Linked DNA regions of Homo sapiens: regions 1 and 2 are each linked to region 3. The links are chromatin loops, found by intact Hi-C in ENCODE. Cell type or tissue: K562. All regions are shown on one strand. Region 1 overlaps MAGI2 (membrane associated guanylate kinase, WW and PDZ domain containing 2). Region 2 overlaps MAGI2 (membrane associated guanylate kinase, WW and PDZ domain containing 2). Region 3 holds the start of LOC105375363 (a long non-coding RNA gene).

Evidence for each region. A loop is a pair of places that touch in the nucleus more often than their neighbours do. Peaks named below come from ENCODE experiments on the same cell type or tissue, not always from the same donor. Only the 100,000 strongest peaks of a DNase experiment are listed, where the experiment ranks them.
Region 1: a loop joins it to region 3, with 3 times the contacts of the local background. A loop is called at or near these places in 8 of 110 quality-filtered maps.
Region 2: a loop joins it to region 3, with 5 times the contacts of the local background. A loop is called at or near these places in 3 of 110 quality-filtered maps.

The regions. Positions count from the first base shown.
Region 1 is chr7:78,015,904-78,023,903 of GRCh38, reverse strand. MAGI2 (membrane associated guanylate kinase, WW and PDZ domain containing 2) reads left to right here. Exons shown (of 22, transcript NM_012301.4): 22 at 3,928-6,849. The coding sequence ends at 4,589. Among named protein-coding and RNA genes, the nearest start is that of DDX3ILA1, 30 kb to the right of the region's middle. RefSeq lists a silencer at 4,221-4,380 and an enhancer at 4,361-4,862. In K562, a CTCF peak has its summit at 3,160 (motif pointing left); DNase peaks (open chromatin) are centred at 3,193, 3,643, 3,963, 4,283 and 2 weaker places; H3K4me3 peaks cover 2,350 bases; H3K27me3 peaks cover 440 bases.
Region 2 is chr7:78,222,241-78,230,240 of GRCh38, reverse strand. All of the region lies in intron 10 of MAGI2 (membrane associated guanylate kinase, WW and PDZ domain containing 2), which reads left to right. Among named protein-coding and RNA genes, the nearest start is that of DDX3ILA1, 240 kb to the right of the region's middle. In K562, a CTCF peak has its summit at 3,984 (motif pointing right); a DNase peak (open chromatin) is centred at 4,020.
Region 3 is chr7:77,653,295-77,661,294 of GRCh38, reverse strand. It overlaps APTR (Alu-mediated CDKN1A/p21 transcriptional regulator), which reads left to right. Exons shown (of 2, transcript NR_134254.1): 2 at 1,977-3,635. LOC105375363 (a long non-coding RNA gene) reads right to left here and starts at 7,954. Exons shown (of 3, transcript XR_927695.3): 1 at 7,556-7,954; 2 at 7,298-7,436; 3 at 2,874-5,539. In K562, a CTCF peak has its summit at 3,352; a DNase peak (open chromatin) is centred at 3,324.

The sequences.
Region 1 (8,000 bases), 360 kb before region 3:
AACAACTGCTGTACTGTGTTTTTAATTTGTATTACCTTTAATCGTTGTATTGTTATTTTGTATTTTTCCCAAATATTTTCCATCCTCATTTGGTTGAATTTGCAGATGTAGAACCCACAGATGTGGAGGGCCAACTATGTTAAGTTGAATACAGAGTCCTCTGGATTTCACATCAGAAAGGTCATCGGCAACCTTGACTAGAGCAGTTTCACCAGGGTAGTGGTGGAGAGGGCAGGCTGAGGAAGCCAGTTTGGAATGAAAGGATTTTCCTTCTTAATTTTAGCCACTGGGCCTGGGGACATTGGACAAAGGGGCTGCATAAATCCCAGCAGGCCAGATATGGCTGATTTCATCCTTCTAGGATGGGTCTCTATTATTTCTAATTGTAGTTAGAGCATCTCAGAACGTGAACGATGCTGTGTAGCACATCTTCCTTGGCAACCACCTCATAAATGAACATGATCACACACTTTAGCCAACGCCCAGGTCCAAAAAAGGAGAAAGGGAGGCAAGGAAGGAAGGAGGGAAGGAGGAGGCAGGGAAACAGGTAGGCAGGCAGGGAGGCAGGAAGGAGAAAAACATCGTCTGAAGGAAGCAGAACTAAATTGAACTCTTCTGGTTATTATATGTCAAGATTTCATAAAAACTAGATTTTCCAGTCTTAGAGAAGGGCTCTTCCTGTCCAGCACAATCTGTGTCACCTTGCTGAGGCAGGTGATAGGGCAAGGTGGGATATGGGCTGCCTACTGAAGAGGCCCCTTGTGCTTTACAGAGCTTTGCAGGCTCGTGCCTGGAGCTTTGCAGGCTCGTGCCTGGACAGACACCATATGTTTCGTACTGAACTGAAGAGTTCCTGTGCAGAAAAATGAAAATATTCAACCACTCATATAGATATCCATCTTTTAAATCACTTTGTGATATAGTAAATCTTAATTTCTTGTTAATATTTTTAACCCATAGTGACTTGGAACATTTTAGTTTTTAGTTTCTCCCGCTGTTAAGTGTTTAATGATCTATAAACAAACTCTTGAGAAACTTTTATAAGAGGAATCTTTGAATTTGTGAATAATTTCACCTTTTACGATATGAAAAATCACTGGAGGAGGGAAAGAAAAGAGTGTCTCCCTGAATCTCAGAAGTAATTTGAAGCCAACTAATGATGGATGGATGAATATTTTTTCATTTTTCTGGATAGGAACTCTCCAGTTCAATGCCAGATATGTAGTAAGATGTTCAGAAATAAATGCTAAGTCTTCTGCTTAAGGATAAGATCTGGTTCCTGTTGGTTGGCAGTGGCCACTGTTCTTGCCCATTTCACATACTTTAATCCTATTTGCAAGGTAACATCTTGGGACAGTTTCTAAGTAAAAAGAGTAAAGAAACCCAAATTTTTACTCCTAACTGGCCCATTTTGTAATCTTGGTCAAGTTAGTTAACCTCTCTCTACTTCAATTCCTCCTTCAGGAAATGGTGTGAGTAATATCAACCTTCTCCCCTTATCTAAGAAGTAATTTGAGGCCAGCTAATTAACTCTACCATATGTGATGTAATGATGGGGAAAAGAGCTATTAAAATGTGAAATATCATTACCATGGTCCAAGTCAGAGATCACTGTTGCACAAGCTACCCTCTAGTTAGGCCTTTTGAAGACCACTTTTTAACTCTTCTAAGCTGTATCTCGCTAGATGGGTGGATTGCCACCACTTATCATTTGTTAGTCTGATTTTAAACTCTAACCCACCCAAAAGTAGAACACATTCTCATTTTCATTGGATATATTTGCCTTTGAGGATTTCAGACTATTCCTTAAGGTAACCAAGGATACCTGAGGTGTAGCAAAATGACACCTGGGAATCACAGCACCTGGAAATGACTGCCTTATTGCACTTATTCAAAACCTCACCTGCAAAGGTACTAGTTAATGAGGCGGCTTCCACAGGAGCCCAATCCATAAGTAGGCAGCAGGTGGGGTACAGAAGAAAAATATGATTGACCCTCCCATTGCAAAGTGCTTTCCCTTAGAAAGTGTATGTCTCACATCTGTAAAGTTGGATATTTTATCCCCATCTTATAAAGGAAGAAATTGAGGCTCAGAGAGATTTAGTTGTTGGTCCAAAATCACGTCACCAGTAAATACATGCCAGAGCCAGGATTAGATTCCAGGACTTCTAGGATTTTACCATGTGAAAATGATAATGGACATCAGTGTATGGAAGAAGGAAGGTTAACATTATGCCCAAAATGTTCCATTCGAATTTCACATAGAATGAGAAACGTTTTTGATTTGCCATTCTAAAGATGGCCAGAATTATTGGGAAAACCATTGCCACTGCCCTTTTCCTCTCCTTATTGCTTTATAAATCAGTATCAAAGGTACTATATAAGAACCCTCAAGTTTCAAACAAAGTAGACCCTGGACATTAATGGACTGAGTATGCACAAGTATCACTGACAGCCTCTGACACGTTACAGAGGCAAGAGCTTGAATCACATGCACTGAGGTTGCTGTGTGGGACTGAATCTTTTAGCTAGTGAGGGAGGCTCACCTGGCACCCAGAATTCAAATCTATCAATGTGGTTTCTTCGTTCTCCACTCATGACCATATACCAATTCTGTGGAAGAAAAATTACACTCTAGAATATCACAAAATTTGAGCATTTCCAAGGTCATGAGACATATTTCTTACAAATATCAAGGATTCACAGTAATTGGATTTCCCTGCTTTCATTTCCCCTTAGTGGCCAGAAGCTCCAGGGAACTGTTGTTGCTCACAGTAGCAGCTAACTCATCTCAGATTCCTAATACATCTGTCCTTCTACTTGGCCTCTGACCAGCTGTTGCTTTAAAAAAAAAGTCATCTCTCATTTTAATCATTGTTTTATATGTGTTTTGATGTTGTCAATTGTCTTAAATCCTTTTTGGAAGTAGGTAACTTAAATCCTAAGTAAATGTTGGAACTAGACTTCCTAGAAAGAATTATCTTAGTCCTGGGGCCCTCCATAATGTTAGAAGTACTAAAAAGAATTAAGTTCCATCCGGACTTGGCAAAGAAAAAAAATGGAATTAAGGACGATTTTTTTTAAAAAATGATAGTTTTAAAATGTATTTATCCAAATTCTGAAACTGACAGCAGCTAGGAATATGCTTTGAGTGACACCTACTGGTTGAGAACGTCACTTCCCAACTTCCAGAGAACCCAGACCAGTGTTTCTCAAAGCTTGGCTCTAAACCAAGCTTGTCCAACCCGCCTCCAGCTTTGAATGTGACCCAACACAAATTTGTAAACTTTCTTAAAAGATTATGAGATTTATGCATGGACCTTTTTTTTTTGAGCCCATCAGCTATCGTTAGTGTATTTTATGTGTAGCCCAAGACAATTCTAATGTAGCCCAAAGAAGCCAAAAGATTGGACACCCCTGCTAGGCCACCTTTTTCAGAATGGGTGCCTGATAAAAATACAGAGGACTTCCTGGGCCCCGTGCTGCTGAAACCTCCGGGCCTGCTCCTCCCGGGGAATCTGTATTTTTCACCACCACCCTGGTGATTCCAAGGTCTACTCGAGTTGGAGACCCATTTATTCAAGGGCTGTCAAGTGAGCTGTCTATACAGGACTATCAGGCCCGAGAACACCCCCGGAAGTTAGCAGGGCCAAGGCGAAGGGATTAGGCCTGGGCTTCGCGTTGGCCTCCCCGGTCCACGGACGAGGTTCGGGGCGTGGGGGCTAAGCGGGGCGGAGGGAACCCCCAAATCCCCGGGGGCGCGGCCGCTGCCCTCTCGGCAGTGAGGGTGGGGGTGGGGGTGGGGGCGGCGGTGGCTCCGGCCCCTGAGAGCAATCGCCCCAGCTGCCTGCCCCTGTCCCCGGCGTAGAGAGGGCACGGGGACGTCCTGCGTGCGCCACTGCTAACGCCTGTGCTTCCCGTCCACAGACGAACCCGCCCCCTGGAGTTCTCCCGCTGCCGCCGCCCCAGGTCTGCCGGAAGTAGGCGTCTCCCTGGACGACGGCCTCGCTCCATTCTCTCCATCACATCCAGCCCCACCCTCCGACCCTTCCCACCAGATAAGCCCAGGCCCAACTTGGGATATCAAACGGGAACACGACGTTAGGAAACCAAAGGAGCTTTCAGCCTGCGGCCAGAAGAAGCAGCGCCTCGGGGAGCAGAGGGAGCGCTCGGCGAGTCCGCAGAGGGCCGCGCGGCCGAGGCTCGAGGAGGCGCCCGGCGGCCAGGGGCGGCCCGAGGCCGGCAGGCCCGCCTCGGAGGCCAGGGCGCCCGGGCTCGCGGCGGCAGACGCGGCGGACGCGGCGCGGGCGGGCGGGAAGGAGGCGCCCCGTGCGGCGGCGGGCTCCGAGCTCTGCCGGCGCGAAGGCCCGGGGGCTGCGCCGGCGTTTGCCGGCCCGGGCGGCGGCGGCAGCGGCGCGCTGGAGGCCGAGGGCAGGGCGGGTGCGCGCGCGGGTCCCCGGCCGGGCCCGCGACCCCCGGGGGGCGCCCCGGCGCGCAAGGCCGCCGTCGCGCCGGGGCCCTGGAAGGTGCCGGGTTCTGACAAGCTGCCCAGCGTCCTCAAACCCGGCGCCTCGGCCGCCAGCAGATGAGCCGCGCGGCCACGGCCAACCCGCCCGCCCCGGCGCAGGCAGTTCTTCTTAGGTTCCGTCTCACGGCGTTTTAATTTATTTTCACTGTCACACGCATAGATCCACGAGGCACCAAGGCCTGGGAGCATCGACGTGAAGTCCCACGTGTCCGGTGTGCTTGGGCGGCATCGCATCAACGCGCAGACCTAAACTGATCCTAAAGCCCCCGGTTCCCTTGTGGGGGCTTTGGCAGCTATGGAAGAACCAAAATAACGTGAAGAACATCACAGAGAGACAGTGCAGTGTAGCTTTAGTTTAAGAAAAAAAAATATTCCTCCCCACTGCATGAAGGACTTGGATGTCATCCAAACTTTATATCAAGAAACAGGACAAAGTTAAGAGCAATCACAAACTGGAATATCGCCTTAAAAATCAAACTGCACGGAGCAAGCTGAAACTGAGACAAGATTATATCTTTTAATTGATCTAAAGCGTTGTAAATAAATTGTTCTCGACATATCTAGACAGGGGTTAAAGGGTTTCTTTGACACATTCGGAACCGTTCACCCATGACATGTTTCCATGGCTCACCCTTGGCATCCATCCTCGGTGTTAGCAGCAGCGTTCCCTGCCTCCTGCAGGATGACTTAGAAATCTAGTGAGTTTCTTGGTGTGATGCCATTTTTATTGCCCTTTCTGTGATCAAATCATATTTCTGTACATTTTCAGTGGTAGAAAAAAAAGGTTTTAAAAATTGTATCCTAGGGAACAGTTTGCCATAAGTCAGAATTTTGCAGTTTAGCTCATAGATCTTAATTGGTTTTTCTCTAAAATATGAATTTTATAATTGAAGGACCACAATTTGTTTAATCAAGATAGGCAACGCTGCAGTTCCTTTATGAAGAGGCTTTTCTGTCGTCCCAGGCTAGCAGAGATGGATAGCTTCTTTGTCAGCAATGTGATTTCACTTATTTTATTGTCTTATTTTAAACCCTGTCTCCATGACTTCATTTGCACTTTGACAGAGCAGAGGCAGAGTATTTGTCTTATATTTCTCAGATTATAATATTAAAAAATTACAATCAATTTATTTTCATTAAAGAACGTGAGTCTTTTTAGCATTCCTTTCTGCTTATCCTTCTTTCCTTACCCTTTGTCCTTTTGTTTCCATTAGTTTTCTTTCGTCTTGTATTCCTTGCCACTTTATTTTGTTAGCAACTTCTAGATGTTTATCTTCATGGATCTATGATTGACCTCCTAGTAAAATTCTAAGTCTTGCCTTTCTTCCCTGCTGTTTTAGCATTTCTTTGTAAAATGTTAGCTTCAATTAATTAGCCATTGGTACTTACTGTAGCTACACATATTAAAAGGCAAAGTGTTTCTGAAGGCAATTTCTTTTTAATATGCCCGAATGAATGAGGCTTCATCCTTTCCATATTCTTACTCTTTACAGGAGTTCAAATGCAAATAAGCTCCACCTCCCTGCACTTGTAGTCTAAAAAGTAAAAGGGGCGATCAGGTCCATCTCAAAGGTCACACGTAATAGCCTCCCTGGGCTGATCATTCCCTCTCCTTGTAATTGCAGTATCCTGAGTAGCAGTTTAATTTTCATCAAACATCGGAGTAGTTTAGTTGTTTGACAGGAGGAGAATAAGGCTGAAAGCCTCAAGTGAAGGATCTTGCAGCTTGTAAAAGCAATTTCCAAAAATGAAACCCATTCATCGTAAACAAAAGCACAAACACTTGTAGCAGTTTATAATGCTTTTGGTTTAATCTCAATTAGTCTTTCTCCCCTGGACTAGAAATCCAGTATAGTTTGCCATTAATTTATTGAATCTGGTTTTGGACAATGCTTCTGTAGTGTAGCTGCACGTCCTGGTACTGTATCCTCTGACTTTATTTTCCATGTATTACAAAAGGAAAAAAAAATTGAGATTACACTGGCATAAACTCTAGTTTGCACAGTTCACAGCTACTACTTGTGCAGTAATTGCTTTATGCGGCTGTAATCCATAACCTGTGAAGACAGCACATCATCTAAATCCCATTCCAAATAATATTTGTGTAGTGTTAGCTGTGAATTTACCCTGTACAGCTGTATCTCTATAAATATAATTCCATGTATTAATAGTCACAGAAAGACTGTAAGTGAGCAACTATTTTTATGAAACGTACCACTATGGATAAATTAACTTTTACAGAAATCTTGTTTACTGTATGATATTCTAAAACACTGTCAAATAAAATATATATCCAAAAATCTTTTCTTTTTCCAACTATATAGGCTGTGTGTTAATTTGAAATAGATTATTACTGGGGGTTAACTTAGTTTTTCAAAACTGCAGTTTTCATCGACTTTTTTTATTTTTGGAAGTATAAGTTTTAATGCCCCAAATAGGACTTTTTTGAAACTTGAATCTAAAAGCAGTGGCATTACATGGGAAAGATCATTGGCTTTTTTGGCCTAAGTAAACAGTTTTCTCAGTCTTGTTGATATTTGCTTGTCAGGTTACTACATCATTCATGAATTGGCTGTATATTTCTGTTGCTTGCTACATTGATCGATACTTTACCTTTTTTCAAAAAGGATTTAAAGTATCCATCTGTAATAAATTCCATCACATTTTTTCCTTTTAATTCTGAAATTTTCTCATGCAAAATCCCAAGGAGTTCATGCAGAAGCCAACATAGCAAGCAGCAGTGAACTGGTCCAAAATGAATGGTTGAATATAGCTTTTGTCATGTATTGCGATGCCTGTGGTAGGAAGGGAGAGTTCTGCTTGGCCCTTGGGTGATTACAACCCTGCCATCGAGGAGTTGACGATCGGAAGGAACAGTTCAACGCTAATCAAGATCCTCCTCTCCACCTGTCAGTAGGAGGCCTAAAGTTCCCAAACTGTCCATCTTTCATTCCAATACAAAATTTTTAATATCGTGCATCATTTTTATAAAAGGAAAGAGGTGATGTATAAAATGGAACACAAAAATTATGAAATTTGTAACACATGTAGTTCTTTATGAAGTAATCTGAGAATGGGCCAGTGCAAGCTGAAAAAGACCTATATAAAAATGTTGTTTAAATGGAATATAAATATTCATCCTGCACTACTTATTTTAAAATAAGAAATACAAATTACTAAGACACCAAAAGATAGGAAGCCAGAGATCAAAGGACTAGGATAGGGATAAGGCAGGAACTAGGGGGAAGCCAGCAAGGCCCCTGCTGGCTTGAACAGGGCCTTATCATGAATTCATGTCTCCAAGGTATAGGCAGGAAACTCTGAACAGAGGAGGGACTCAGATGGGGACTGGCCAAAGGGTGAGTGTGCCTTCCTCTAAAGCTCCTTGTTTGTCAAGTCCAGTACGGAACAGTATTCCAACTTCTCAAGAGAAGGAAGAAAAAAAAAATCAGGTCTTTATTTGAAATTTTTT
Region 2 (8,000 bases), 570 kb before region 3:
ACTCCAAAATGTCTGAAAACACTTTAATGCAATTCAAAACAGTGCCCTCGAGTGTTAGGGAGAATTTTTCTGCTCTGCCTTATCAGGCATGATGAGATGAGCACAGTGTTTGGTCTAATTAGTTCTAGTGCTATTCCCCTGAGCGATACTTGAAGGCATTCTTTAACTTGAGAAATTAATAAGGACAAAAAAAAGGACAATGTGTCGATTCAAATATATGCAGTTTACTAACAGTTAACGTAGGCACTGTTAACTGAACGTTTATTAGAACCATGTTCTAATCGTCATTTTTCTGTGGGTCACTAATCCCTGTTTACTAGATATTGGTGGACCTCTTGGCCAAGAATGGCTGGGGATCCTCCGAATCTGTGTCTGGAGTCTCAGTTTTCATCTGACATGCTTGACCACTTCTGCCAGAATCCAGGAGCTCTCTCTTATGACACCTGCAGTGACTTCTATTGGTGTCTCCCACTTGGGTTGGAGGTCTTGTAAGATAGATCACAAGGACCCTTCTCTGTCATCGTCCCTTCCTATTTAGGAACCTGGCTTACTGGTTCCAAAACAAATATTACTGTAAAAGGCCAAAACAGCCTATCCCTCCTTGGCAGAGTGATCCAGAGCTGTCACACAGGCTCAGTGTCCTTGCAGGACCACGGGCTGTCTCCTCCTGACCTAGCACAGTGCCACACCATAGTGCTGGCCTTTTTGACGTGAAGCTCGCCCCATTTGTCCAGAATCCACACAGAGCCCAGTATGTGGTTTCTTCCTCAGCTAGAGTGAAAGAAAACCCACCAAAGCCTGATTTCCTTGCAAAGTGAAGGTGTTGGGAGGCAGCCCAGCATGGTTGTTAGGACACAGGCCCTGAGTTCAAATCTTGGTGTTCACTTGGCCTGTGTGATCTGCCACATGTATCTTAGGATCTCCAAACTTCAGTTTCCTTACCTCTAATGGAGCTATCAGTGTGCTAATTACAAGGACTAAACAAGAAAATCCACATAGAGCACTTAGCACAGTGCCTGGTGCAAAAGCTGTGCTCAATAAATCTTGGCTGGTGTTGGCAGTTAGAGTCCCCAGTTAACAGACCATTCCCATTCTCTCCCCTCATCCATTTCTTTTGAGTTTGGGAATAAGTTGCAAAATGTGTGTCATGATGGTCTATAGATCAGAAACCATCAAATCTACTCTGCTCAGGCAGAGCCATATTCCAGCCTCAATTGATTTGCATTGGCCGAAAGGCCCCTGTGGGCACGAGATTCTAGATGGTCTCCACCTTCCTAGAAGATGTTTATGTTATAATCTAGTGTATTAGGTAAATGAAGTTATCCAAGAAATATGTTACATCTTCCCTTCAAAACTGTTTCCTCATAATGAAATAATTACTCTGGAATTCACCATAGGTAACAACGGCCTCAGCTACAAAGGTTTTCAATGTGGGCAGGATCATAAAGATCTTTTCTTATTTACATTTTAGTCTCATATACATTATATTTAATGAGTGTTTTTTTCCTTCCCCATAAATATATTTCTACTTTTACTGACTTTTAGTTAAATAAAGATTTGCCACATCTACTGATATTCTCAATAACAAGTATTTTAAATATAAACACTCGGAAACCCTGAGTTTTGTATTTTCAGCATCTAAAAAATTTCTAAAATGCTGATTTAAAGCATGGAGTCTCTGCTGTTGATGTTGCCCCTCTTGGGTTGTGAGTCTTGTAAAATGGGTCTCTAAGGAACCTGCTCTATCATTGCCCCTTCCTGTTAGAACCTTGCTTACTGATTCCCAAATACTAACTCAAAAGGCCAACCCATCATAACCATTCTAGATGTGGTGAGCCACAACTATTGGTTAATAGCCTTCATTTCTTCAGAAATTCTCCTTCACTGGTTCCATAATTTATATTTTCTATAAACTCGTAACCCTAAGTGATTCTGATGCAGATGGTTTAGGGACCGCAACTTAGGAAACAGTGATCTAGGTCAGAGATCAGCAAACCATGGCTCTTGCCAAATTCAGTCCACCATCTGCTTTTGTATGGCTCTTGAGCTAAGGATGGTTTTTACATTTTTAAATGTCTTAAAATGTTAAAAGAAGAATACTCTTTTGTAACAGGTAGGAGTTGTACAAAATTCAAATTTCAATGTCCATAAAATGTTATTGGAACACAGCCACACTCATTGGTTTGAGCATTCTCAATGGCTGCTTTTGCATTGTGAGGGCAGAGTTGAGTAGTTGCAACAGAGATCATGTAGCCTGCAAAGCCTAACATATTTACTGTCTGGCTCTTTACAGAAAAATTTTGCCAGTCTGTTGTCTAGGCATTCACAATAACCAATGATGCTTCTAAGGGTTTAAAACACACACACACACACACACACACACACACACAACTGAGTAAGAAGGCAGTATGGTATTTCTATGACACAACTTCCTCAGGTGACAGAGAAGACAAGAGTGACAAATGAGAAGTGGAGGGGAGGATTACCCAGGCTTTCTGCACAACAAGAAGGGGGGAAATTATATTTTTCTATTTCACTCATGCCTGTGAAGAGAACATCATTTCATTAGGAAGGTGGAGTTCATGCACATGAAATATCCAATAAATATTAAAAGAGAAATATACTTAAAGTCTAAATCCTATGATGCAAATAAAAGTGAGAGGAACTTAGGAAAAGAATCGCCTGAAGGTGAGATTAAAGGTGGACAAGGATTTAAGGTTAAATGGACAGAGAAGGGGGAAAAGGACTTCCCACTTTGAGTAGCTCTGTGAGTCATGAGACCTTAGAGGTGAGATGGACTAGGTCCAGTTAGAGAAGTTCTTTGATGAGCAGAACTCTGGTGAAAGTTCATACTGGGATGTAATCAAGATACTGTTGGGTAATTGAAATAGGGACAGATCCTCCGGTAGGGCCTTGAATGCCCAGCAAGAGAGTCCAGACTTACTCTAATGAGCAATGATGATGACCAGTGTAGGTGTTTTATCAACATATCAAGAACATGTGTTAGAAAAATGACTGACAACAATGTGGAATCAGACTCAAAAAGGAAAAATATATCTAAGAAACTATTTTTAAATGAATATTCAGAGAGTTATACTTTTACAGCCCTTTTTACACCAACTGTACAAGAAAAGAATAGAAACACCAAAATTGTGGAGAGGGTGGAAGCCTTGAATAGATTTATGCCCTAAACTTTTCTTAAAGCTCTTTTAAGTCTCTCTTTTTAATGATGCTGTCCCACAAAATATCTATAATCAAACTAAAATCTGATTTTAAAACCCATGCATTTAATCATGCATGTCCCAACCCTGCAATTATTGGCATTCACATCTGATTTACAGAAAACTCATTTCCATGGTCCCCTCAGCCTTGTTGTGCAAATGTCCAGTGAAACTCTAGTTCTGTTAAAAGTGTCAATCTGACTGTACATTTACCTAACAGTTTCTTCCTTGAGAAGCCATTTATATGTTCATAAGCCTCACAGAGAAATACGTACATATATACATACACACGCACAGTGCATTTTAAAATTGTTTTACCTGGCAGGAAAAGGTAGTTACCTCTAAAGCTTACAATGGCAGCTATTCAAAGGCAGACCGTGATATTACACGGTAGTTTAAGAGAGGAAATATAATTTCGGTGGTGGGAGACATTCACGTAGGCCGAGGCAATTACCAGGGTTGGACTTCAGCCAGAATATCTGAATTAACTGAAAAAGGTCTCATTCGCTGCCAGTGGCACTGAATCACTAACGAGCATGAATGTAAAGTCCCAACTCCAAATTGGTCTCAAGGCTCAGCTATAAAGTTGAAATAAGGAGAGTAATGCCTGTATTTTGTCTATAATCCATTAATTTGCCTATCATGCCAAAGCCTCATTTGAGAGAAGTTCCTGCTGGCCACTTTTTTTTTTTTTTTTTTAAACATTTGTATACTTTCTGCAGTCACTCTCTGACATTCAGTTAAACTGCACTGCACACCGGTAGGGGGCACCATTCGCACAGAATCTATGACCTAGACCTGTGAGGGTGGCATATTGACTGGGAGTGGTCCAGAAACCTGTCACCAGTGCTCAAAGAAAGACATAAAAAATTGAAATTAAGCATTAAAAACTCATATGGCAAATTGACATGAGTAATTTTATATCAGTTGAATCAATTTTTAAAACAGGGGCTTATATTTTTCTCTTTTAATTTTCTAATAATTTTCTTTACAAACATTTGGCTTTTGGATTTGAATTTTTTTAAAAACTGGTCTTTGCCAGAGATTGTTTGAGAAGCACTCCCTGTCTTAGACTTATCTATCATGTGAACAGCACCCTCGGCGTTGTACAATGTGGCTGCAGGAGCAAAGAATTGCAGAAAACAAGATCTGCCTTGGACACTCAAAGGACTAAAAGAAGAATTTTAATTTATCTAGAAATATTTTAATCACTCAGCAAGAAGTGGACTAGGGCGAAAAGAAGCCCATGCGCAGAATGCTGTCTGGACTGGACTGTTTAGAAAGAAATTGACCTCTCTCTGGTCAGTCCTTGCCAAATATGGACTTGGTTTTGAAGCACTCTCACCCCAACAAATATTCAGGCTATTTTGCTTTTGGAACTGTGCCTAAAGCAGTTCTATTTCTAAAACTCTGAGGTGCAGAAATGTGAACACATGGAGCCAGATACATAGTAAGTGCTCAAAACATTTTTCTGGTAAAACCCCATCTTTACAAAAAACACAAATACAGGTGCATGTTGGCATATGCCTGTAGTCCTGGCTACTCGGGAGGCTGAGGTAGGAGGATCACCTAAGACCAGGAGGCCAAGGCTGCAGTGAATGGTGACTGTGCCACTGCCCTCCAGTCTAATCAATAGAGCAAGACCCTGTCTCAAAAAAAAAAATTATCTATAAATAAAAAAATTAAATGTGGGAAGGGTCTTCACTAGACAATCATCTTGGTTGGCTCTACTGACGATAAACCAAGGCATAGTGTTTCTAGCAATGGTCTGAGAGGCAACCTGCTCACGGGGATAAACAAAAACTTGGAATCTCAGAAAATAAGGGGGTAAGAATTCAAGCTGAAAGGCTGCTGCAGCTGACAAGTGATCTCTGATGAGTAATCAGCCTTGGGTCTTACAGCAGTTTGTGCAGTATCCCAAAGAAAGACTCCAGGGAAGCAGTGTGCAGAAGCCAGGCCGGCAGGTAGTTTGCTTCCAGGATATCTGCAGGGACTGGGCCAGCAGAGCCAATTCTGTGTAAGTTGGAGGTGAGGTGAGCAGAGGGAAGGCGGGGGTAGCAGCCAGACCTCAGGACCTATTTCTCTGCTGGGAATGACAGTCTGGGGTCCTGAGAACATGGAGGAATGCCCAGCATCTTCAGTGACTTGATGCTGAGTGACGGTAGAGACATGGACTTCCAAAAATGCCATTCACCGTGAGGCTTTTCCTTGGTGGGAATGGAGACTGTTGAAATAGGACAAAGGTGGAAAACTGTCTGTTATTTACCTGATACACTTCCTCCAAAACAAAAAGGGGAACTATTTGGTGAAAAAAAAAAAAAAAAATTTACGTTGTTGTTGCTGTTGTTGTTGTTGAGACAGAGTCTCACTCTGTTGCCCAGGCTGGAATGTGGTGGCTTGATCTTGGCTCACTGCGACCTCCACCTCCTGGGCTCAAGCCATCCCCCTGCGTCAGCCTCCCAAGTAGTTGGGACCACAGGCACACGCCACCATGCCCGGCTAATCTTTGTGTTTTCAGCAGAGACAGGGTTTCCCCATGGTGGCCAGGCTAGTCTCAAACTCCTGACCTCAAGTGATCTGTCCACCGCAGCCTCCCAAAGTGCTGGGATTATAGGCATGAGCCACCGCGCCTGGTCAAAAAAAGAGCACTTATAACTCACTGTGTAAAACTAAGTGAGTACGAAGACTAACGAGTGGAGAGCTTTTTTCCCACACAACCTGATAACTCACCTCACAAGTCACATAGGTAAAAACTTTACTTTTAATCATCCTAAAGAAAATAAAATAAATAAAATGTTTGGTTTCTGCATAAATTCTACATTGTTCATTGCTCCTGTACTCCAATTCCCAGATGAGGCAAATCAATCCAAAACTCCAAAAATGCCAACTGAACAAACCATTCTATTTCACAATGAAATCTACGTACTCTGTAGAATTGAGAATGAGAAAGCGTTACCCTAACATTTGCCTTTGAATCAAGCAGTCCAAGGCTTTACATGATTTTGGTCCAAGGGATAATAAATGTTCAGGAGAGCAATTGCTTCTGCAAGTCAATTGTACCAAGTCGGTAAGCTTAAACATGGAGCAATTTTATTTTAAAAGTGCCCTACATGCCTGGGAAAAGCAGTGGCTTTAATAAAAATAGACAATAATGATGATGAATATAATAGTGATATTTTATACTCATCTGTTCCCTTTTTAGTTTTGGATTCAAAAATGCATAAATTCTCTTCTGGGTTTCTACTAGCTTTTATACCATAAATCTGTTTTCATTGTGAAAAAAAAGGGGCAGTATAAAATATTGGCCATAAATCATAAAATAGGGAGGCTTGTGGCATTACAGTAAATGGTTTTGGTGAGGTAAATTATCTTGTTAAGTCCTTATCAACATTTTTAATGGTTATTTTTGATTATTTAGTATATTAATATTTTGAAATTTTCAGTTTATTGGTTACTATTTCTTTGAACTATTTGATAACATAACTTGTTAATATTTCTTTAAAGTTTCAGAACTTTTGAGGTAGTTATCCTCTCCCCTAAATTGGATTGCTGTCACCACTATTTATGTCTTCCCTCTTTACAAGTACTTTAAGAATATAATTTCTATTTTCAGAAATCTCAAAGCTAACTCTTAAATATATCTCTGGGTGGTTCTTCAAACCTGTAGGTCAAGTATGTGAGAGCACTTTTTTTTTAGTACAGAAAGCTCTTAAAAGTGGAGAGCATTTTAAGAAAAATGAAAGAACAAATGGTCTGGGGAACAAAGTGAGAAAACATACATGTTTTTCTAATCTTCCTAAAAGGAAGACTGATGTAAAGGAAGAAACATACAGGCTTAGAACTCAAAAGTCTTAAAAGATGAAAGCCCAGGTGTGATACCCGCACACCTAGAAACTGTGGTATGAACAGACAGAGACAGGAGCAGTTCACCTTTGACTGCCCAGACAATTGAGAGGCTATTTATGATCCACAGAAATATTGACAGCTGTGTTGTTCAGAGTATCCCCCCATAACCATGTTTCATGAGGGAGACAATTTTTCTTCTGTTTATTTTCTGATTTATCTCTTCAGCCCTGGGTAACTTTTATGGGTGTGGTTTGATTTGATTTTTGCTTTTCATTACACTTTTCACTCAGTGTTAATTATTTGGTTTTCCTTTTGGCTTGAGAAATATCCATGTTCTGGGTATAAATTCCCTCTTAATCTAAGGAAATTCTCTTTTCTGGCTTTTCATTTGTTAGCTCATGAAGTTTCCTGCAACAGTACAGGACCTATGTGTTAAGAAGCATCAGATGGCAAAGCTTGGACTCTACATAAAGTGACTGTTAGTTTTCTTAGCAATCAGAGATGGGGCCTTCATAGATTCACACTTGGCCATTTTCAAACCCTACTGTGTTTGGGGGCAGTAAAACAAACAATGATTAAGAACCTTAGGTTCAAAAGTAGTTTTAAAATCCTAGCTCTGCCACCTAGTGACTGTGTGACTGGGGGTAAGTTACTTTTCATCTCTAAATCTGCAGTTACTTCATTTGTAAAATGGGATGCTAAGAGAACCTACTTCACGTGGTTGTTGTGAGGATTAAATGGCATGATGTGAAGTGCCTGCCAGAATAAGGACCCAGGAAATGTGACTTATTGTTTGCAGTTTTTCATTTTTCCTTGTTCTGTGTTATTTTTCTCCATAGAGCTCATGAAGCTGGCAAGCTAGAGAACTTACTGATAGATTGTGTACAGGAGTTGAAACAGCTGCTGAAGAGAAAAATCAACATCAATTTTTTG
Region 3 (8,000 bases):
ATCACTGCTCACTGTAGCCTCGACCTGCTGGGCTCAAGTGATCCTCCCATCTCAGCCTCCTGAGTAGGGGACTACACACAGGCACCACCATGATCCGGTAATTTTTAAATTTTTTGTAGAGACTGGGTCTTTTTTTTTTTTTTTTTTTTTTGAGATGAAGTCTCTCTCTGTCGTCCAGGCTGGAGTGCAGCGGCGCGATCTCGGCTCACAGTAACCTCTGCCTCCCAGATTCATTCAAGTGATTCTACTTCCTTAGCCTCCCAAGTAGCAGGGACTATAGGCGCCCGCCACCACGCCCGGCTAATTTTTGTTTCTTTTTTGGTTGTTGTTGTTGTTCGAGACAGAGTTTTGCTCTGTCTCCCAAGCTGGAGTGCAATGGCACGATATCAGCTCACTGCAACCTCTGCCTCCCGGGTTCAAGTGATTCTCGTGCCTCAGCCTTCCAAGTAGCTGGGATTATAGGTGCGCGCGACCACGTCCAGCTAATTTTTGTATTTTTAGCAGAGACAGAGTTTCACCACGTTGGCCAGGCTGGTTTCGAACTCCTGAGCTCACACGATCTGCCTGCTTTGCCCTCCCAAAGTGCTGGGATTATAGATGTGAGCCACTGCTCCCTGCCCTTTTTTTTTTTTTTTTTTTTTCAGAGTCTCACTCTGTTGCCCAGGCTGGAGTGCACTGGTGCAATCTCGGCTCACTGCAACCTATGCCTCCCGGGTTCAAGTGATTCTCCTGCCTCAGCCTCCGGAGTAGATGGGATTACAGGTGCCCGCCACCACACCCAGCTAATTTTTGTATTTTCAGTAGAGACAGGGTTTCACCATGTTGGCCAGGCTGGTCTCAAAGTCCTGACCTCAGGTGATCCACCACCTCAGCCTCCCAAAGTGCTGGGATTACAGATGTGAGCCCAGCCCCTGACTGCTGTTTGAGATATATGTTAGTTTCCTGAATTTGTGCTGAATATGGAGATGCTCTTCTAGGCCAAAGAAGTATTAAAGAAAATGATTACCTTAAAAAGCTAATTTGGGCCGGGTGCGGTGGCTCACGCCTGTAATCCCAGCACTTTGGGAGGCCGAGACACGCAGATCACAAGGTCAGGAGATCGAGACCATCCTGGCTAACACCGTGAAACCCCGTCTCTACCAAAAATACAAAAAATTAGCCGGGCACGGTGGCGGGCGCCTGTAGTCCCAGCTACTCGGGAGGCTGAGGCAGGAGAATGGCATGAACCCAGGAGGCAGAGCTTGCAGTGAGCCGAGGTCGCGCCACTGCACTCCAGCCTGGGTGACAGAGCGAGACTCCATCTCAAAAAAAAAAAAAAAAAAAAAAAAAAGCTAATTTAAAGGCTGCATGCAGTGGCTCATGCCTGTAATCCCAGTATTTGGGAGGCTGTGGTGGGAGGATTGCATGAGCCTAGGAGTTTGAGAACAGCCTGGGCAACAAAGCAAGACCCCATTTCTTAAAAAAATAAATAAAAAAATATTAGCTGGGCACAGTGGTGTGCACCTATAGTCCCAGCTACTTGGGAACCTGAGGTGGGAGGATCACTTGAGGCCAGGAGTTAGAGGCTGCAATGAGTCATGATGTCCCACTGCACTCCAGTCTGAGTGACAGAGCTAGACGCTGTCAAAAAAAAAAAAAAAAAAAGGCCCGGTGCTGTGTCTCACACCTGTAATATCAGCACTTTGGGAGGCTGAGGTGGGCGGATCACCTGCGGTCAGGAGCTCGAGACCAGCCTGACCAACATGGAGAAACCCCGTCTCTACTAAAAATACAAAAAATTAGACGGGCGTGGTGGGGGGCGCCTGTAATCCCAGCTACTCTGGAGGCTGAGGCAGGAGAATCGCTTGAACCCAGGAGGCGGAGGTTGCAGTGAGCTGAGATCGCGCCATCTAGCCCAGGCGACAGAGCAAGAGTCCGTCTCAAAAAAAAAAAAAAAAAGTTAATTAAAAAATTGCAATGTACTTGAATTTCCTCAGGTATCACCAGTCTGTGGGTACAAAAGGAGAGTAACATGAACGATTCAAATTCCACTGGCTCTTGTTCCCATGGATTCACAGAAGTTCAGCCCCATTTCAAAACTTCACATTTGCTTCTGGGAAGCCCATTCTGGAAAGTTTCTCTGTGGCCCTCTCCAGAAGGCAGCGCGACTTCCACCCAGCAACACAAGTCTCTGCAGCACCTGCCCCAGCAGCGCCAGCTGAGCCCCGGAAGCTGGGAAGGCTTAAGCTGACTCTTCTGCTGCACATAGCAAAAAATGGTCATTTCTGTAGTTGCAGCTCCAGATCTACAATAATCAATCTATATCCATATTTTATGGGGTTTTTTTGAGACAAAGTCTTGCTCTGTTACTCAGGCTGGAGTGCAGTGGCATTATCATCATTCACTTGTAGCCTTGACCTCCCTGGCTCAGGTGATCCTGTCACCTCAGCCTTCCAAGTAGCTGAGACCACAGGCATGCACCACTAAGCCTGGCTAATTTTTCAATTTTTATTTTTCGTAGAGACAGGGTCTCCCTGGGTTGCCCAAACTGGTCTTGAATTCCTGGGCTCAAGCAATCCTCCTGTCCCGGCACCCCGAAGTGTTGGGACTACAGGCATGAGCCACTGTGCACAGCCCTTTTTGTTTTTGTTTTTGTTTTTTTTTAAAGGTAATTTCCCAGTGGAATCCTCGAGATTTCTTCACGTTTTTGGAAAAATGAGTTACATTTTAGATTGTTTTCCTTTTTGGAATTTAATGGTATACATTATATTACATAGCTATGTTGAGCTCTATTTCTATTACACTAAAAAGTAGGCTAATTGTCTTAACTTTCATCAGTAATGACATTAAATGTGTGAAGATTATACTTGGAATAAAGCACTTGGATTCATTCATTTCTTCAGTAAATATTTATTGAGCACTAGTATGTTCCAACGAGTGTCTGTCTACATTCTGGGGACAAGTGATAACTAAATCCCTGTCCTCGTGGAGAGTTAACAATCAACAAACTAACAAACATTTAATTTATGTCATCAACTCATTTCCACAAATATAACAACATCTTGACTTCAAGTTTCCTGAGTTTCTGGTCTAAAGAATTGCTACCTTCAAGAGCTCAAATCATTTGTTGGGGAGAGAGGCCTGTGATATATTTTCTCCTTTACAATGAAAGTAGCTGTAAAAAGAGGAAGAGAAATTCTGAGGGTAAAGATAAAAAATGTTGAAATCTTCTTTCTGGATTTCAGATTGAGTCTCTTGCCCTAATTGATGCAATTTACACTCCATGCATCTCCTTCCCTGGACCTTCTCCAGTTCTTGGGGACTACAGATGAACTTACTTTTAATGCATTTTATGGCATTTGGAGGCCCTCCAGTGGACAAATACTATACCTGAAAAAAATCCTTTTGCTGTGCTAAAGTGTTCAGGTGTGAAGTGTACTCATGTTTGCAAATCACTTTGAAATATATAAACAAAAATGAATTAATGGATGAATAGAGTGATGCATAGATCATTAGACATGTGATAAAAATAACTGTTAATTGTAGAATCTAGATGATGAGTATATTATATGATATGGCCCACTGTATAATTCTTTCAACTTTTCTGTTTGAATGTTTGATAATAAAATATTGAATAAAAATCTTTTTGCTAAAGATTTATGCCTTGTAGTTCACATTATTGAAAATTTTGCTGAGATAACGTAAATTACCTTTCAAAAATCATCTTAAAAATTGTCTTAATAAACATGGATTAATTTTTATTTTTATTTTTGAGACAAGGTCTTACTCTGTCACCCAGGCTGGAATGCAGTGGCATGATCATGGCTCACTGCAGCCTTGAGCTTCCAAGCTCAAGAGATCCTCCCATCTCAGCCTTCTGAGTAGCTGGGACTAGAGACTAATTAAAAAATTAACCCAGCTAATTAAAAAACATTTTTTTTTTTTGAGATGGAGTCTCGTTCTGTTGCCCAGGCTGGAGTGGAGTGCAGTGGTGTGATCTTGGCTCACTGCAACCTCTACCTCCTGCCTCAGCCTCCTAGTAGCTGGGATTACAGATGTGCGCCACCACGCCTGGCTAACTTTTTTATTTTCTGTAAAGATGGGGTTTTGCCATGTTGGCCAGGCTGCCCTTGAACTCCTGACCTCAAGTGATTCACCTGCATCAGCCTCCCAGAGTGTTGGGAATCCAGGCATAAGCCACTGCACCAAGCCTTAAAAATGTTTTCGTAGAGACAGGGTCTCACTATCTTGCCAATGCTGGTCTTGAACTCCTGGGCTCAAGCAATCCTCTTGCCCCAGACTCCCAAAGTGCTGGGATTACAGGCACAAGCCCCTACACCCTGCCTGGATTAATTTTTAAATGTCTGAAAAACACTTATTTTTAGAAAGTTTAGACAATGTAAATGTGAAATAGCTCTATGAATTCTTTGTTTGAAAAAAGGCTTATCTTCCTGGAATATGTGTTTTATGAACTCAGGAAATTGTTAACAAGTTAACTGAATTTACTTTGCTTTTTAAATTAGAGAGGCGATTGTTTGAGAATTATTGACAATAATTTTTCTTAGAGGAGATGCATTGGTCTGGGTTCAACGCAGAGGTAAAATCTACCCTTAGCTGGTTTAAGCCAAAAGGGACTTATTACATGGTATATCATAAAATTTGTCAGATTAAAGAAACAGCGTATAAGCACTTTGGGAGGCCGAGGTGGGCAGATCACAAGGTCAGGAGTTTGAGACCAGCCTGGCCAATATGGTGAAACCCTGTCTCTACTAAAAATACAAAAATTAGCTGGGTGTGGTGGCCCTCGCCTGTAGTCCCAGCTACCCAGGAGGCTGAGGCAGGAGAATTGCTTGAACCCGGGAGGCGGAGGTTGCAGTGAGCCAAGATCGTGCCACTATACTCCTGCCTGGGCGGCAGAGAGAGACTCCATCTCAAAAAAAAAAAAAAAGAAAAAAGAAACAGTGTACAGGCTGAGCTTCAGGAGTGACTCACAAATCCACTTTATAGACCTGGGCTATCAAAACATGCTGTTGATGCCAGGATCCGGAAGCCAGCCCCTACAGCCGCTAGTTCCAGAGCCACATTACCTTTCCTATAAAACACTCCATCAGGAAGGATGCCTCATAATCTGTCTCTCTGCCACTCAATTATGAATTCTTCACTATATGCAAGTGCTTCTAGAAGTGGTTGGTTGGTTTGTTTTCAGACAGGGTCTCATTCTGTTGCTCAGGCTGGACTGCATTGCACAATCATGACGCCCTGCGGTCTTGACCTCCTGGGCTCAAGTGATTATTTTGCCTCAGCCTCCTGACTAGCTGGGACTACAGGTGCACGCCACCATGTCCCACTAATTTTTTTTTCTTTTTCAGAGATGGAGTCTCGCTATGTTGCCCAGGCTGGTCTTGAACTTCTGGGTTCAAGTGATCCTCCCACCTCAGCTGCCCAAAGTGTTGGAATTTAAAATTCATGTAACAGTCTGAAAAGGGTACCTTCTTCACTCTGACTGACGGCCACCTCCTTTCAGACAATTTCTTTGCAAGTTATGTGCATCTGGGTCCACCTGTAAGCAGAAAATCAGGTTAGGCCCTCAAGGAGCTTGCAAGCAAATGTGGAAGACATATTTTATAAACAGCTAATTTTAAATGATGTGGAAAAACTGCACAGAATACAAGAGCTAAGGAAGCCTGATGGAGAAAGCAGCTGATTCTGCCAGAGGTCAAGGGAGTGGTACATGGAGAAGTAGGAAGGCTTTATAAACAAAGTAAACTTGGTGGACTTTGAAAGGTATGTCACTCTACTTTTGCTTTTGGAGAAAGTGGTCAGGGTGGGGCCAAAGGAGCAAAGCACAGAGTTGGAAAATTCCAAGGTATATTTGGGGGCTAAATTTCTGGTTGAAGGTTAGGGTGGAGGAGCGGTGGGAGTGACAGATAAGGTAGAAAGCTTGGAGCTACATAATAGATGTCAAATGCTAAGGCCTTTATGCTCTCATGGTTAATTTCCTGGGAAGAATTACTTAAACAGAGCTGTTACTTCAATATATAATATCACCTAACTCCAGTCCCGCCTCCTCTCCCACATCCTTCATCTAGTATAGAGGGAACAAATCTTCCCTGCATTGTAACCTAGGACAAGTTACTTAACTTCTCTCTTTAACTTGATGTCCAAATCTATAAATGGAGATTGAAGATAGTGCCTATATGGTTAGTTAAATGATTTACTTAAAACAGTATGTGGACACAGTGAGCACCATATGGACGCTTGCTACATAAGTAAGTTGTAGGCAGTGGATACAGCATTGCCTATTAGAAATTCTCAAATAATTGTTTTGAGACATTTAAATAAAAAGGAGGCTGGGCACGGTGGCTCACACCTCTAATCCCAGCACTTTGGGATACCGAGGTGGGTGGATTATTTGAGGTCAGGAGTTTGAGACCAGCCTGGCCAAGATGGTGAAATCCTGTCTCTACAAAAAAAAAAAACAAAAAAATGAGCCAGGCATGGTGGCACGTGCCTGTAATCCCAGCTACTCGGGAGGCTGAGGCAGGAGAATCACTTGAACCCAGGAAGTGGAAGTTGCAGTGAGCCGAGACTGGGCCACTGCATGCCAGCCTGGGTGACAGAGTGAGACCCTGTCTCAAAAAAAAAAAAAAAAGAAGGATTTTTAGACTTGTGCTAACTCCCAATCATGGGCTTAAGACTTTCACAATAAAAATCATTATGTGTATATATCATTCTAGCCTTAAAAAACATAATTGCTAAAAGGACTATTAGAATGCCTTTCTATTTTACAGTCTGGGTAAATGCTTTCCCAGACTTAAGAGCTTCTTAGAGAGTTTTATCAAACATGCAGGCACATTTCTGATTATTTAAGGCTTAAGACTTTGGAAATTCTTTGGCATTTAGCTACAGCCTTTTGACATTTTTGCTGTTCATTACCAGTACCGTGCTGTGGAAAGGAAAAGAGAAGGGACACACAAGGTGATTTTATACACCTACAAACAGTGGAAAAGTGATAGTGGATAGGAAAAAAGTAGAATCTACATGAAATATTTGTAGATTTAACTTATGTTCTGTTCTCCATTATTGTAATTGTTTGTGTCATACATTGCTGCATAATAAACTACCGTAGGCCAGGTGCAGTGGCTCGTGCCTGTAATCCTAGCACGATGAGGGGGTGAAATGGGAACATTGCTTGAGGCCAGGAGTTCAAGACCGACCTGGGCAACATAGCAAGGCCCCATCTCTACATCTGAAAAAATAATAAATTAGAAACCTACTATAAAACATAACTTTAAAAGAACACTTAATGATTTCTCACCATTCTGCATGAGGGCGCTGCTGTATGACTTTCTTCCATGTGATGTGGGTTGGGACTTGTTGGGAATCTCCCCACGTGGTCTCTCATCCGTCCATGGCTTAGCCTGAGCTTCTTTACATGCCAGCAGGACCCCAAGAGACTGAAGCAGAAGGTCTCTTAAGGTCTCAGAACCAGCCCAGAAACACATCTGCTCATTTTATTGGTTAAAGCAAGGCACAAGGCCAGCTCAAATACTAGGGCTGGGAAAACAAACACTACCTTGATGGGAGGAGCTGCAAAATATTGTGGCTATGACTTCCAACACACCTCAGTAGCTGATCAAGTTGACTGTAAAATTAAATTGGACAAAATTGGTAAAAATTCCAGATTCTGACTTCTGCCAGACATTTATTCCATTTTGCATTTATCCCATTTGCATTTATTCCATTTGCAGATCTGCAGATTAGGAAGTAGACAGAAACAGTAAGAAAAAACACGTGGATAGTCTTAATCACTTTTCAAGTTTTTTTTTTTTGGAGATACAGGTTCTTGCTAGGATGCCCAGTTTGTAGTGCAGTGGCTATTGACAGATGATATACCACACTGTGGCCTCAAATTTCTGGGCGCAAATAATCCTCCCACTTCAGCCTCCTGAGTAGCTGGGACGATAGGCACATGCCACTGCGCCCAGCTTCAAGAAGTTTGTTTTTTTTTTTTTTTTGAG